Linked DNA regions of Homo sapiens: all the other regions are linked to region 2. A link is an interaction called in ENCODE POLR2A ChIA-PET data of the cell type or tissue named here. Cell type or tissue: PC-3. All regions are shown on one strand.

Region 1 (5,000 bases), 350 kb after region 2:
GGGATTTCAGGTGTGAGCCACCGTGCGCAGCCTAAATAACTGTGTATGCTCGCTTTTGTGTGTATACACTCACTGCCCCTCATAAGACAATTTAGGTTCACAGCAAAATTTAGCAGAAAGTACAAGTAGTCTCCTACCCCAAAGTTTTGCCTTTTCCAGAATACATTCATATACCTTCCCATGGTATCCTTGGGGGAAATTTGTTCCAGGGGTTCTCCTCCAGGATACAAAATCCTCAGATGCTCAAGTCCCTCAATACAATGAGTTTGTAACTTATGCACATCTTCCTGTATATTTTAAATCTCTAGATTACTTTTTTTTTTTTTTTGAGACGGAGTCTCGCTGCGTCGCCCAGGGTGGAGTGCAGTGGCGCGATCTCGGCTCACTGCAAGCTCTGCCTCCTGGGTTCACGCCATTCTCCTGCCTCAGCCTCCCTAGTAGGTGGGACTACAGGCACCCGCCACCACGCCCGGCTAATTTTTTGTATTTTTAGTAGAGACGGGGTTTCACCTTGTTAGCCAGGATGGTCTCGATCTCCTGACCTTGTGATTTGCCTGCCTTGGCCTCCCAAAGTGCTGGGATTACAGGCGTGAGCCACTGCGCCCGGCCTAGATTACTTATATAATCTAAATGCTATGTAAATAGTTGTTACACTTTTTAAAACTTTTTATTTGAGACAGGGTCTCAGTCTGTCACCCAGGCTGGAGTGCAGTAAAACAATCACTGCTCACTGCAGCCTTGATCTCTGGGTTCAGGTGATCCTCCCACCTCAGCCTCCTGAGTAGCTAGGACTACAGGCACCCGCCACCACACCTGGCTAATTTTTGTATTTTTTCTAGAGACAGAGTTTTGCTAAGTTGCTGAGGCTGGTTTTGAGCTTCTGGGCTCAAGCTATCTGCCATCCTTGGCCTCCCAAAGTGCTAGGATTACAGGTGTCAGCTACTGCACCTGGCTAGTTGCTATAATTTTTAAAAATTATTTTTTGGCTGGGCGCAGTGGCTCATGACTGTAATCCCAGCACTTTGGGAGGCCAAAGCGGGTGGATCACAAGGTCAGGAGTTTGAGACCAGCCTGGCCAATATGGTGAAACGCCGTTTCTACTAAAAATATAAAAGTTAGCCAGGTGTGCTGGCACGTGCCTGTAATCCCAGCTACTTGGGAAGCTGAGGGCAGGAGAATCGCTTTAACCCGGGAGGCGGAGGTTGTAGTGAGTCGAGATCGCGCCACTGCACTCTAGCCTGGGCGACAGAGCGAGACTCTGTCTCAAAATATATATATATATATTTTTATTATTTTTCTGGAATATTTTTGCCTTGCCATTGTTTGAATCTGTGAATGGGGAACCCTTGGATACAGAGGGTTGCCTTAGTTTGAATCGTATAATATGTAGCCTTTTCACTTAGTAGCAGTGTATTTAAGGCTTCTCCTTGTCTTTTCTATGGGTTGATTATTTCTTTTTAGTGCTGAACAATATTCCATTTATGGATGTGCTACAGTTTGTTCACCTTTTGGAGGGTATCTTGGTTACTTTCAAGTTTTGACAATTATGAGTAAAGGCTGTAAACATCCATGTGCAGGTTTTTGTGTGGACGTATAAGTTTTCATGTAATTTGAGTAAATACCAGGGAGTGTGATTGTTGGATCATATGGTAAGATTATATTTAATTATGTAAGAAACTGCCACATGATCTTCCAAAGTGGCTGTACCATTTTGCATTCCCACCAGTAATGAGTGAGAATTATTATTGCTCCCCTTTCAGCTTTTGGAGTTGTAGTGATTTGGATTTTAACCATTTTGGTAGTTATGCAGTGGTATCTCACTGTTTTTAATTTACATTCCCCTAATGAAAAACAGTATTGAAGCCAGGCATGGTAGCATGTGCCTGAAGTCCCAGCTACCTGGTGGAGGAGTGAGATGGAGGATTGCTTGAGCCCCAGAGGTTGTGGCTACGGTGATCCATGATCACCCCACTGCACTCCGGCCTGGGTGACAGAGTGAGTCCCTGTCTCACAAGGTTCTGTAGAGGCCTGCTGGGAACAGAACTGAACTTCTAAAAGTAAATGTCTTGGCAGCTGCTTTCCAAGGCCTGGCTATAAGTAAGGTCTGCAGAGCCAAAAGGAGCATACAGCTCTTCTTAAAATTGAAGGTGTTGGCTGGGGGCACGGTGGCTCATGCCTGTAATCCCAGCACTTTGGGAGGCCAAGGCGGGTGGATCACCTGAGGTCAGGAGTTCGAGACCAGCCTGGCCAGCATGGTGAAACCCTGTCTCTACTAAAAATACAAAAAATTAGCTCGGTGTGATGGTGCATGCCTGTAGTTCAGCTACTCAGGAGGCTGAGACAGGAGAATTGCTTGTACCTGGGAGGCAGAGGTTGCAGTGAGCCTAGATCGTGCCATTGTACTCCAGCCTAGGTGATGAATGAAACTCCGTCTCAAAAAAAAAAAAAAATTGAAAGTGTTTAAGCCCAAGATGAAACTGAATTCTATTTAAGAGTTGTGCTTATGTGTATAAAGCAAAGAATAACATAGGCAAACGGAACAAAACTATAGTAATTGGGGAAACGCAACTCATACCTGTGGAAACCAGTGGCATGGTTTGTGTCAAATTCTGAAGCAGCCTTCCTGGTAAGGCTACTGGACACAGAATACCCTTCAAGGAAACTAATGAAAAGTAAATAAATAAAAGTGGGTGTGAGGCTGGACGCGGTGGCGCTCACGCTTGTAGTCCCAGCACTTTGGGAGGCCAAGGCGGGCGGATCACTTGAGGTCAGGAGTTTGAGACCAGTCTGGCCAACATGGTGAAATCCTGTCTCTAGAAAAAAATACAAAAATTAGCCGGGCATGGTGGCGCATGCCTGTAATCCCACCTACTTGGGAGGCTGAGGCAGGAGAATCGCTTGAACCTGGGAGGTGTAGGTTGTAGTGAGCAAAGATTGCACCATTGTACTTTAGCCTGGGTGACAGACTGCAGCCTGGGCAACAGAGTGAGACCCTGTTTTTTTTTTTTTTTTTAAAGTGGTTTTGTGTTCTTGTAATGAAAAAGAAAAAAAGGTTAAAAAAGGATGTGCTTTTGACCAATATATAATGCTGTTTCAAGGTAGTACCAGTACCTTGTGTTCAGTGGAACCAAGGTAAACACAAGGTATTGGTATTACCTTGAGATAGCATTACACCTAAGTGGTTTCAGTGAACAAGATTTAAAAGACTAGAATTAAAGCAATTATAAATGTAAAGTAAAATTTTGGACTACTTTTAGATAGACTTTATAAACAGACGTAAAAATTCCTATTAAAAATTTTGCACTTTGGCCGGGCGCAGTGGCTCACGCCTGTAATCCCAGCACTTTTGGAGGCTGAGGCAGGTGGATCACAAGATTAGGAGTTCGAGAACAGCCTGACCCACATGGTGAAACCCCGTCTTTACTAAAAATACAAAAATTAGCAGGGTGTGGTGTCAACGCGCCTGTAGTTCCAGCTACTCGGGAGGCTGAGGCAGGAGAATCACTTGAACCCGGGAGGCGGAGGTTGCAGTGGGCCGAGATCACGTCACTGCACTCCAGCTTGGGCAACAGAGCAAGACTCTGTCTCAGAACAGCAACAACAACAACAATTTTTGCACTTTCAGGACACTTACAGGCTCCTTCCTATAATCCCAGCACTTTGGGAGACCAAGGCAGGAGGATAACTTGAAGTCAGAAATTCAAGACCAATCTGGGCAACAAAGTGATACCCTGTCTCTACAAGAAATTTAAAAAATTAGCTGGACACAATGGTGTTGTACCTGTAGTCCTAGCTACTCGGGAAACCGGGACGGGAGGATCGCTTGAGCCCAAGGGGTCAAGGCTGCTGTGAGCCATGATCTCACCACTGCACTCTAGTCTGGTCAATAGACTGACACTCTGTCTCAAATAATAATAATAATAATAATAATAATAATAATAATAATAATAATAATAATAATAAAATTGCTTTGAGAAGCCAAGGCAGGAAGATTGGTTGAGGCCAGGAGTTCGAGACCAGCCTGGGCAACATAGTGAGACCCCCCCCGTTTCTACAGAAAAGAAAAAATTTAGCCAGACATAGTGACATGCACCTGTATTCCTAGCTTTGGAGGCTCAGGGGAGAGGATTGCTTGAGCCCAGGAGTTTGAAGTTGTAATGAGCTATCATCACACCACTGCTCTTCAGCCTGGTAAAAGACTCTGTCTCTTTAAAAAAAATTATATTTTGAATAAGTAATATGTGGTTCAAAATTAAGTCTTATACTCACCATGATCCTGTCTACCACCCCCCACTGCCAAGTTAGTAATCGACTACTTTTTTTTTAGTCTGTGTGTGTCCCTCTCTAGTGTTTTTTATGTAGGTAGATGAAAGCAAATGTTTTCATCCTTTTCTGGTACAATGTGGCAAACTATATAACCTATTTTTCACTATAATTTTTTTGTTTTTTTTTTGAGATGGGGGTCTCACTCTTTTGCCCAGGCTGGAGTGTGGTGATGCGATCTTGGCTGGCTGCGACCTCTATCTCCTGGGCTCAATTGATCCTCCCACCTCAGCCTCGCAAGTTTGGAACTACAGGAACCTGCTTCCACACCTGACTAATTTTGTTGTTGTTATTGTTTTGTAGAGATGGGGGTCTCCCTGTGTTATCCTCCCACCTCAGCCTCCAAAGTTTGGGACTACAGGAACATGCCTCCACACCTGACTAATTTTGTTGTTGTTAACTGTTTTGTAGAGATGGGGGTCTCCCTGTGTTATCCAGGCTGGTCTTGAACTCCTGAGCTCAAGCATTCTGCCCACCTCAGCCTCTCAAAGTGCTGGGATTATAGGCATGAACCACTATGCCCTCCCTACTTTACTTTTTCATTTCACATGTTGAGAGATCATTCCAAACCTGCTAATAGAGAGCATCCTTACTTTTTTTTTTTTTTTTGAGACGGAGTTTTGCTCTTATTGCCCAGGGTAGAGTGCAGTGGCACAATCTCAGCTCACTGCAACCTC
Region 2 (5,000 bases):
GTATGTGCCTTAGACCAAAATGTTTTTTTGTTTGTGGCTAGTATGGTTTCTGGAACAATAGTTATTGTCACTCATTAAATATTTAAATGAATTATAATGGCAGTTATTTAGTGCCTTGTTTCTAGGAGGTTTAGGGAGTTCAGTCCTAATCCATGTGTTCACCATCTTATAGTAAAAAAAACATTCGGGGTTTTGTTTTTGTTTTAATTTTTTTTGAGACAGGGTCTCACTCTCTTACCCAGGCTGGTATGCAGTGTTATGCAATCATGGCTCACTTCAGCCTTGGGCTCAAATGACCCTCCAACCTCAGCCTCCTGGGTAGCTGGAACTACAGGCACACCACCACGCTCAGCTAGTTTTTTGTATTTTCGTTAGAGACAGGGTTTCGCCATGTTGCCCAAGCTGGTCTCGAATTCCTGGGCTCAAGCAATTCTCCTGCCTTGGCCTCCCAAAGTGCTGGGATTATAGGTGTGGGCTATTGAGCCCAGCCTAAAATACTTTTTTTTAAAAAACCTCCTTCTTAAGGCCAGGCACTGTGTTAGAAATTGTATCTATTATATCTCATTTATCCTGGGATGATACAGTGAGCTAGTTACATTTTTCTTATTTGACAGATAAAGGTTTAGGTTACAAAACCAACTCAAGAACACATACCAGATAAAGAGTGGAATCAGGATTGAAACATAAGTTTGCCTCATGCTGTGCTGCTGCCTTTTCTAAGTAACCTATTTAGAGACTTAACAATCATAGCTTAGTGATATGTCTTATTCTTTGCCATCTATCAATTTAAAAGTTACTTGCTAGATATCTAGTAAAAAGCTGAGAGATAATTTCTGTATTCCACAGCTCAGATAACTGTTGCGTTGTGACAAAAGCAATTTCCTTCAGATTTTTACAATAGTATCTTGAAATTTATTTTCAGACTAAAATAAACTTTTTTTTTTTTTTTGGAGACAGAGTCTTGCTCTGTCCCCCAGGCTGGAGTGCAGTGGCATGATCTCGGCTCACTGAAACCTCTGCCTCCTGTGTTCAAACGATTCTCCTGCCTCAGCCTCCGGAGTAGCTGGAACTACAGGCATGCGCTACCATGCCTGGCTAATTTTTTTGTATTTTTAATAGAGATGGGGTTTCACCATGTTGGCCAGGCTGGTCTCAAACTCCTTACCTCATATGATCCATCCTCCTCAGCCTCCCAAAGCGCTGGGATTACAGGTGTGAACTCCTGACCTCAGGTGATTCACCCTCCTTGGCCTCCTAAAGTTCTAGGATTGCAGGCATAAGCCACTGTGCCCAGCTAAAAGGACTGCTGCTCAACTCTTCAATAAACATTTAGGAATACAAGAATCTCGACTTAAAATCTACAGTGTATCTTCTGATAAATAATGGAAGTCTTTTTTTTGTTTTTTTTTTTGAGATGGGGCCTCACTCTGTCAACCAGGCTGGAGTGCAGTTGTGTGATCATGGCTCACTGCAGCCTCGACCTCCCAGGCTCAAGTCATCCCACCTCAGCCTCCCAAGTAGCTGGGACTGCAGGTGTACACCACCACTCCCAGCTAGTTTTTTTTTTTTTTTTTTTTTTTTTGTCATTTGTAGAGATGAGGTCTTGCTGTGCTGCCCAGGTTGTTCTCAAATTTCTGGGCTTCAGTGATCCTCCCACCTCAGCCTCTCAAAGTGTTGGGATTACAGTCATGAGCCACTGGGCCTGGCCTGATAATGTAAGTCTTACCCTTAAAAAAACTTGAATTAGAGGAAAAAGTCTTGAAGTCTTCTACTTTTTTTTTTTTAACTTGGATTTTCTCAGAATTGGAGTTTGGAAATGCAATCAGGAGTCCTAAAGGATATATTTCAAATCAGTTCCACAGTGTTCATTAGGAGACAAAGTCAGGACTTACTATGAACTTCTGGAAGAAACAAACTCTAGGCCAGGTACATTGGCTCACATCTATAATCCCAGCACATTGGGAGGCTAAGACAAATGGATCATTTGAGGTCAGGAATTCGAGACCAGCCTGGCCAACATGGTGAAATCCCATCTCTACTAAAAATACACAAAATAATTAGCTGGGCATGGTGGCACATGCCTGTAGTCCCAGCTACTTAGGAGGCTGAGGCAGGAGAATCGTTTGAACCTGGGAGGCAAAGGTTGCAGTGAGCCGAGATCGTGCCACTGCACTGCAGCCTGGGTGGCAGAGTGAGATTCCATCTCTAAATAAATAAATAAATAAATAAATAAATAAATAAATAAATTTCTGATTTTATTGGTTCCTCCAATGTGTTGTCAAAGAGTCAGTTTCTAGGACATAGTAAGAAATTGCTTTTGCCATGTGGAATGTACTTAAGAATTGAAATAACTTTTCTTCATGACTATCCAGCAGATGTAGATTTAGAGTCTTAGAGTGACTTAGTTTTCCGAAGGATTGGAGTAAAAATTGAGTTCTTAGTTTTTATTTCCTGTCTTAGTTTTGGTATGGATTTATTTTCAAATATCTTAATATTCTCTACATTGAAAATAACTCACCAGCAAGTTAGTGATGCATTTTTATACAAAAGCCTATTTGCATTTCAAAATTATCTTAATTATTTTTAGGTACTTTTTCCAGGGACAGTTGGGAAAGTAATCACTTTCAACTGAGAAGCAGAGATTTTCTACTATTTTCACACATAGCCATAGGAACAAGCATACCTTTTATATTGTACTACCAACAGAATTATTTTGCTGAGTGTCATATGCTGGTAATTAAACTTAGACATTCCTTTGAGCAACTGTCATTTGCTCAGTCATTATGACTTCACTGATCCCTGTCCATTCTTCCTAATTCCTGTATGTAATCTCTCCTTCCCTAAATTTAATAGTGCTTTTGTTTTTATCTTTTATGAAACATAATAGTTCCTACCTTCCTATTATATGTATATATTGGTATCCCATAGTGTATACCTTCTTGAAAGGAAGATTAAATATAATAAAATTTTTCTCTGTAGCATATTAAACACAATTTGGATGAATGAGTGATTCAGCACGGTGGTTAAAAGCTCAAATTCTGGAGCCTGATTAACTGGGTTTCAGTCTGACAGCTATGTGATCATCATATGATCTCTGGCAAGTAATAAATTCCCTGTTCCTGTTTCCTTACCTGTAAAACAACATACTAACCTGACCTTATTAGGTTACTATGAAGGTTATATGTAAAGTTTTTAGGACATTTCCCAACACGTATTAAGTATTCAGTAAGCCAAGCACCGTGTGTAATCTCAGCTATTCAGGAGGCTGAGACAGGAGGATCACTTGAGGCTTGGATTTAGAGATTAGCCTGGACAATATTGTGAGACCTCATCTCTTAAAAAAAAAAAAGTAAGCTTCAATAAATATTTGTTGTTACTACTGTTACTGCTGCTAATGATACAGAAAGTGATGGCAAGTAAACCCTTCCTAACTCATCCTACCACTTCTGATCAGTGGATATCACCTCAGTCCTCATTTCATCCTGGTGCAATTGCTCAAAGAAACACTTCGAAGAGTATAAACATTTTTCTAAGGGAATTTTTACTCATTCCTGCAGTATTTAAGTTACAAACTGGCAAAAGCCATTTAAGCTCTCTGTGGATAAGATTTTTTGATAACCTAACAGAAATTAGGATAAAACATCTTTGAGGTGATCATTGCAGTTAATGTGATAAATGGATCAGCTTTTCAAAGTGTATATGTTAGAGAGGCAACCATATGTTGTCTCCTGTGTTATTGGAGAACACAATACCACTTATGAACTAACCTGCACCCCACCCTGCCCATCACCAAAAGCAAAAATGAGCCCCGTCTAGATACAACTACCAATTTATTTTTTTTAAAAAGTACAGATAGAAGAACAAATTAAGCTATACCAGGGGCCTATAATCATAAAAACCCAGACTGTAGAAAATTGTACAAAACAAATAACCTTGTTTCTTCAAATAAATTACCAGTGAGGGGAAAGGTATAGGGAGAATACTAAATTGAAAGAGACAAGATAAACTAGCTGCAATGTGTACACCTTACTTAGATCTAGATTCAAACACGGAAGCAAACAAAAACAGGTGTTTATGAGATAGTTGGAAATTTGAATACTGAATGGGTACCTGATGTTCAGTGGCTTTTTTTTTTTTTACAACATGAGATTATGATAGCAGGATTATGTTCAAAATAAAATGTATTTCACTTTAATGATACACGGTGAAATATTTATGGATGAAATGATGTGCTGCCTAGGGTTTTCTTAAAAATAATGTGGAGAAATGTGGGATCAGGAATGGGGATGTAGGTGAAATAATACTGTTGCAGCTGGTAAAGATGAATAATGAGCATATGCTGGAAGGGATAGGGGCAGGCATCATCATAGTACTATTATTTATTTATGTTTGAAATTTTCCATAATAACATGTCTAAGTTTTCTCAGGATAATTCTTTTTTTTTTTTTTTTTTTTTTTTGTCTTGAGATGGAGACTCATTCTGTTGCCCAGGCTGGAGTGCAGTGGCTGATCTTGGCTCATTGCAACCTCTGCCTCCCAGATTCAAGCGATTTTCCTGCCTCAGTCTCTGAGTAGCTGGGGTTACAGGCACCTGCCACCACGCCCGGCTAATTTTTGTGTTTTTACTAAAGATGGGGTTTCACCATGTTGGCCAAGCTGGTCTTGAACTCCTGACCTCAAGTGATCCACCCACCTTCGCCTCCCAAAGTGCTGGGATTACAGGTGTGAGCCACCACACCCGGCCTCAGGCTAATTCTTATACATTTTTTCAGACTGTGCTTTTTTAAAAAACATATCTGCTTTTGTAAATCTTTTTTTACATCTATTTTTATATTTTATGTCATGTTATACCTTAAGGTATGTACACACACACACACACACACACACACACACACACACACTCTTACACTTTGAGATGTTCTTTTAGTATCCATTCTTAACCTTGTTACTAGCAACACGTAGTTGAGCCAGTCATTTCTAGGGCAGTTTTCAAGGATGAG
Region 3 (5,000 bases), 130 kb after region 2:
TTAAGGCATTCTAAGTCACTGGATGAGATAGGATGTCGGCACAAGATACAGGTCATAAAGACCTTGCTGATGAAACAGATTGCAGTAAAGAAGCCAGCTAAAACTCACCATAATCCAGGTGGCCACAAGAGTGATCTCTGGTCATCCTCACTGATACACTCCCACCAGCTCCATGACAGTTTACAAATGCCATGGCAACATCAGGAAGTTACCCTGTATGGAGGTCTAAAAAGGGAAGGCATGAATAATCCACCCCTTGTTTATCATATCATCAAGAAATAACCATAAAAATGGGCAACCAGCAGCCCTTGTGGCTGCTCTGCCTATGGAGTAGCCAGTTTCTTTCTTTCTTTCTTTTTCTTTTTCTTTCTTTCTTTTCCTTTCTTTCTTTTGATTCCTTCCTTCCTTCCTTTTTCTTTCCTCTCTCTCTCTCTCTTTCTTTCTGGCGAAGTCTCACTCTTGTCCCCCAGGCTGGAATGCAATGGAGCGAGCTCGGCTCACTGCAACCTCAGCCTCCTGGGTTCAAGCAATTCTCCTGCTTCAGCCTCCTGAGTAGCTGGGACTACAGGTGTGCACCATCACTCCCAGCTAATTTTTGTATTTTTAGTAGAGACAGGGTTTCACCATGCTGGCCAGGCTGGTCTCGAACTCCTGACCTCAGGTGATCCACCCGCCTCAGCCTCCCAAAGTGCTGGGATTACAGGTGTGAGCCGCCTCGCCTGGCCTAACTTAAAATGTTTTGCTTATGATTTAAAAAGTTATATGTGTTGGCCGGGTGCGGTGGCTCATGCCTGTAATCCCAGCACTTTGGGAGACCACGGTGGGTGGATCATGAGGTCAGGCGTTTGAGACCAGCCTGGCCAACATGGTGAAACCCTGTCTCTACTAAAGATACAAAACTTAGCAGATCGTGGTGGTGGGTGCCTGTAATCCCAGCTACTCAAGAGCCTGAGGCAGGAGAACAGCTTGAACCCGGGAGGTGGGGGTTGCAGTGAGCCGAGATGGCGCCATTGCACTCCAGCCTGGGCGACAGGGTGAGACTCTGTTTCAGAAAAAAGAAAAAAAACAAAAAAGTTATATGTGTTTGTTGTAGGAAATTTAGAAAAACATAAAATAAAAATAACCTATAATTTTACCACCTCAAGAAAACGTTAACATTTTAGTGTATAGTCTTCCAAATTTTTTTCTATGGATATCTAAATACTTTTCAAAATTGAGATTTACTTACTATTTTAATGTGCTTTTCCTACTTTTATTTATATTTATTATTGTTATTTGAGACAGGGTCTCCCTCTGTCGCCAGGCTGGAGTGCAGTGGCATGCTGCAATCTCTGCCTCCCTGGGTTCAAGAAAGCCTTCCACCTCAGCCTTCCAGGTAGCTGGAATTACAGGCATGAGCCACTATGCCCGGCTAATTTTTGTATTTTTTGTAGAGATGGGGTTTTGTAGTGTTGCCTAGGCTGGTCTCAAACTCCTGGCCTCAAGAAATCCTCCCACCTTGGCCTCCCAAAGTGCTGGGATTGCAGGCGTGAGCCAATGCACCGAGATGTGTTCCCACTTTTAACATTTTGTAAGCAAAACATGATTTTTGACAGTTATTCAGTATACTAGCCTATGAATATACATACTATATTTAATCATCGTCTTAATTTTGGTTATTTAAATTTTTCAGTATTGTATGAAAAGCTGTCATGAGCACTCCTGTATACCTTTGTTCATGTCCCCAATTTTTCATTAGAATAAATGTCAGTGGAGAGATGATTAAATCAAAGATATGTATATTAGTCAGTATTTTGTTACAAATTGCTCACCAAAGAGTGCATTCCCATAAATAATATGCAAAAGTTTCCATTTCATTGTAGTAATCCAATGCTGACGTAATTATCTTTTTTCTTTCTTTTTCTTTTCTTTTTTTTTTTTTTTGAGACAGGATCTGTCCTGTTCTGTCGCTTAGGCTGGAGTGCAGTGGCATCATTATGGCTCACTAGCAGCTGTGACCCCCAGGCTCAAACAATCCTCCTGTCTCAGGCTCCCAAGTAGCTGGGACCACAGAAGCGTGCCACCAAACCTGGCTAACTTTTTCTCTTTTTTTTTTGTAAAGACAGGGTTTCCCCATGTTGCCTGGGCTGGTCCTGGTCTTGAACTCCTGGCCTCTAGGGATCCTTCCGCTTTAGCCTCCCAAAGTGCTGGGATTACAGATGTGAGCCACTGTACCCGGCCTAAAAATATATCTTGACTATGCAATTTTGATTTAAAATGTTATTTTCACAGCCTCCATAAAATGCCAAGATACAGATTGTTTATTATACGGTTCTTTCTCCTTATTCATATTGTTACTATTATTCTTTTTTTTTTTTTTTGAGACGGAATTTCACTCTTGTTACCCAGGCTGGAGTGCAGTGGCGCGATCTCGGCTCGCCATAACCTCTGCCTCCCGGGTTCAAGCGATTCTCCTGCCTCAGCCTCCTGAGGAGCTGGGATTACAGGCATGCACCACCACACCCGGCTAATTTTGTATTTTTAGTAGAGACAGTGTTTCTCCATGTTGGTCAGGCTGGTCTCGAACTCCCAACCTCAGGTGATTCGCCCACCTCAGCCTCCCAAAGTGTTGGGATTACAGGCATGAGCCACCATGCCTGGCCCTCACTATTATTCTTATTGCTACATTGAACGATTGAACATTCAATTGTATTTGCAATCCTAGTTCAATTGTATTTGCAACTATTTTGACATTTTGCCAATTAGCTCATCTTCACTTCGTTTTCTCTGGGTTAAATATCATGTTCAAATTGTGAGAGAATATAAACATTAATTATTGAAATGTATAATATTTCTAATTATCACTGCTTGGTTCTTAAACATTGCACATTTCTGATAGCTGGGTAGAAAAAGGAGATGAAAGAAGCCAGAAAAACTCTGTCAAATATCATGTAGCTTCAGCAATACTTTTTTTTTGTTTGTTTTTTGAGAGGGAGTCTTGCCCTATCACTCAGGCTGGAGTGTAGTGGTGCTATCTCGGCTCACTGCAACCTCTGCCTCCCGGGTTCAAGCGATTCCTCTGCCTCAGCCTCCCAAGTAGCTGGGATTACAGGGGCCTGCCATTATGTCCAGCTAATTGTTTGTATTTTTAGTACAGATGGGGTTTCACCATGTTGGTCAGGCTGGTCTCGAACTCCTGACGATGTCAGGTGATCCACCCATCTCGGCCTCCCAAAGGGTTGGAATTTCAGGAGTGAGCCACTGTGCCCTGCCAGCAATACTATTTTAGTAACGATTGTTTTCATTGAGCAATTGATTTCACCTAGAGGGAATTCCTTCACTCTTCCAGACAGCAGGCTAGCATCAATCAGGGTCTCAGGTTCATTTTTCAGAAGGGTGGTTTTGCTTAGCAATCTCCCAAGTGATATTAATCGAGGGTGAATTTGAATAAGGGCAGTATCTCCCAGACTACTTGGGCTATATCTTTCGTGACTCCACTTGGCTTTCTATTTCTACCTTTTTATTGTTTCTCCAATCCTCATCTTTCAGCTTTTCTTTTCAACCAATCATTTCCCCCTACTTTTATTCTTTATGAACAGCTCTAGGCTTGGTGAGATTGCTGCTTCAAAGATAATTATTGTAAAGTCTGTGCTATGCAGGCCAATAGTTGCACGCAAAACAATTTTGAGTATGAAGGTCACAGACAAGGGCACTACTCAAAACTGAGAAGAAAACAGTCTACACTTGGCACAAACCATAACCGAACCCCAGTGTGCTGAAGGCATTTTGCCTTCACCTGCACCCGTTACATATCTAATTTTTGCTTTTAGTCAATAATCAGTGAAAATTTACTGCTAGTTTAATACAGATAATTGAGGTGGTCCCTAGACCCCACTTTAAGTGTGACTTCTTCCTCAAGTATTACCATTTTAAAGTAGTAGTGAAGTAAAGAACTTGGTCTTTCTATTGTCTTCCAGCAATACACATCACAGTGGGTCCCATACACAGGATCAGTAAGTGGATGTCTGCCCCACACTTCAAAGCTACCTAAATATAAACACACTAAAGAATACAGGAATATTTGCTGTATCATTTCTCTTAGGTTGCTGTTCCTGCTTTACCATAATGCTTCCCAAGTTTAGGATACTGAGGAGTTATCTGGGCTTCTTATTAAACTGCAGATTCCTGGACCTCACATCCAGAGGATCTGATTCAGTAGATCTCAAGTGGGGTCCAGGAATCTCTGAGTTTTGGAAACATCAGAACTGATTCTGATGCAGGTGGTCAGAAACCCTAGTGAGGTGGTTTTACTAGTACTTGGAAGCCGACCATCCTTATTGGTTCTCTTATTGGCCAATTATTTTTAAACTGTTTTAGTTTCTCCATTTTCAAAACTAAACAAATAAATCTGGTCAATCTGGTCAGACACCCTAGTGAGGTGGTTTTACTAGTACTTGGAAGCCGACCATCCTTATTGGTTCTATTATTGGCCAATTATTTTTAAACTGTTTTAGTTTCTCCATTTTCAAAACTAAACAAATAAATCTGGTCAATCTGATTCTTTGGGGTTAGGTAAAGATGAAAATGATTATGTTGACATTTGTTCCAGAGACAGACATCAATATGCTCAGTAAAGAGAATTGCCCATTTTTATTTTTATTATATATATATATATATATATATATATTTTTTTTTTTTTTTTTTTGAGACAGAATCTCATTCTGTCGCCCAGGCTGGAGTGCAGTGGCACAATCTCAGCTCACTGCAACCTCCGCCTACCCAGTTCAAGCGATTCTCTTGTCTCTGCCTCCAGAGTAGCTGGTATTACAGATGCATGCCACCAGGCCCGGCTAATTTTTGTATTTTTAGTAGAGATGGGGTTTCATCATATTAGTCAGGCTGGTCTCGAACTCCTGACCTCAGGTGATCCACCCGCCTTGGCCTCCCAAAGTGCTGGGATTATAGGCATGATCCACCACACCCGGCCAATTGCCCATTTTTAAATGAACGAGTGATTAAAA

Evidence for each region. Peaks named below come from ENCODE experiments on the same cell type or tissue, not always from the same donor. Only the 100,000 strongest peaks of a DNase experiment are listed, where the experiment ranks them.
Region 1: POLR2A ChIA-PET joins it to region 2 with 5 read pairs; 3 of 35 experiments call an interaction of 5 or more read pairs at or near these places.
Region 3: POLR2A ChIA-PET joins it to region 2 with 5 read pairs; 3 of 35 experiments call an interaction of 5 or more read pairs at or near these places.

Annotation. Positions count from the first base shown.
Region 1 is chr14:31,012,827-31,017,826 of GRCh38, reverse strand. All of the region lies in intron 1 of STRN3 (striatin 3), which reads left to right. It overlaps MIR624 (microRNA 624), which reads left to right and starts at 3,085; the gene lies at 3,085-3,181. In PC-3, no CTCF peak of the experiment used is centred here; no DNase peak of the experiment used is centred here.
Region 2 is chr14:31,359,189-31,364,188 of GRCh38, reverse strand. All of the region lies in intron 14 of HEATR5A (HEAT repeat containing 5A), which reads left to right. Among named protein-coding and RNA genes, the nearest start is that of HEATR5A, 59 kb to the left of the region's middle. In PC-3, no CTCF peak of the experiment used is centred here; DNase peaks (open chromatin) are centred at 1,238, 2,768 and 3,038; H3K27ac peaks cover 1,129 bases.
Region 3 is chr14:31,232,455-31,237,454 of GRCh38, reverse strand. No RefSeq gene overlaps it. Among named protein-coding and RNA genes, the nearest start is that of HECTD1, 27 kb to the right of the region's middle. In PC-3, no CTCF peak of the experiment used is centred here; no DNase peak of the experiment used is centred here.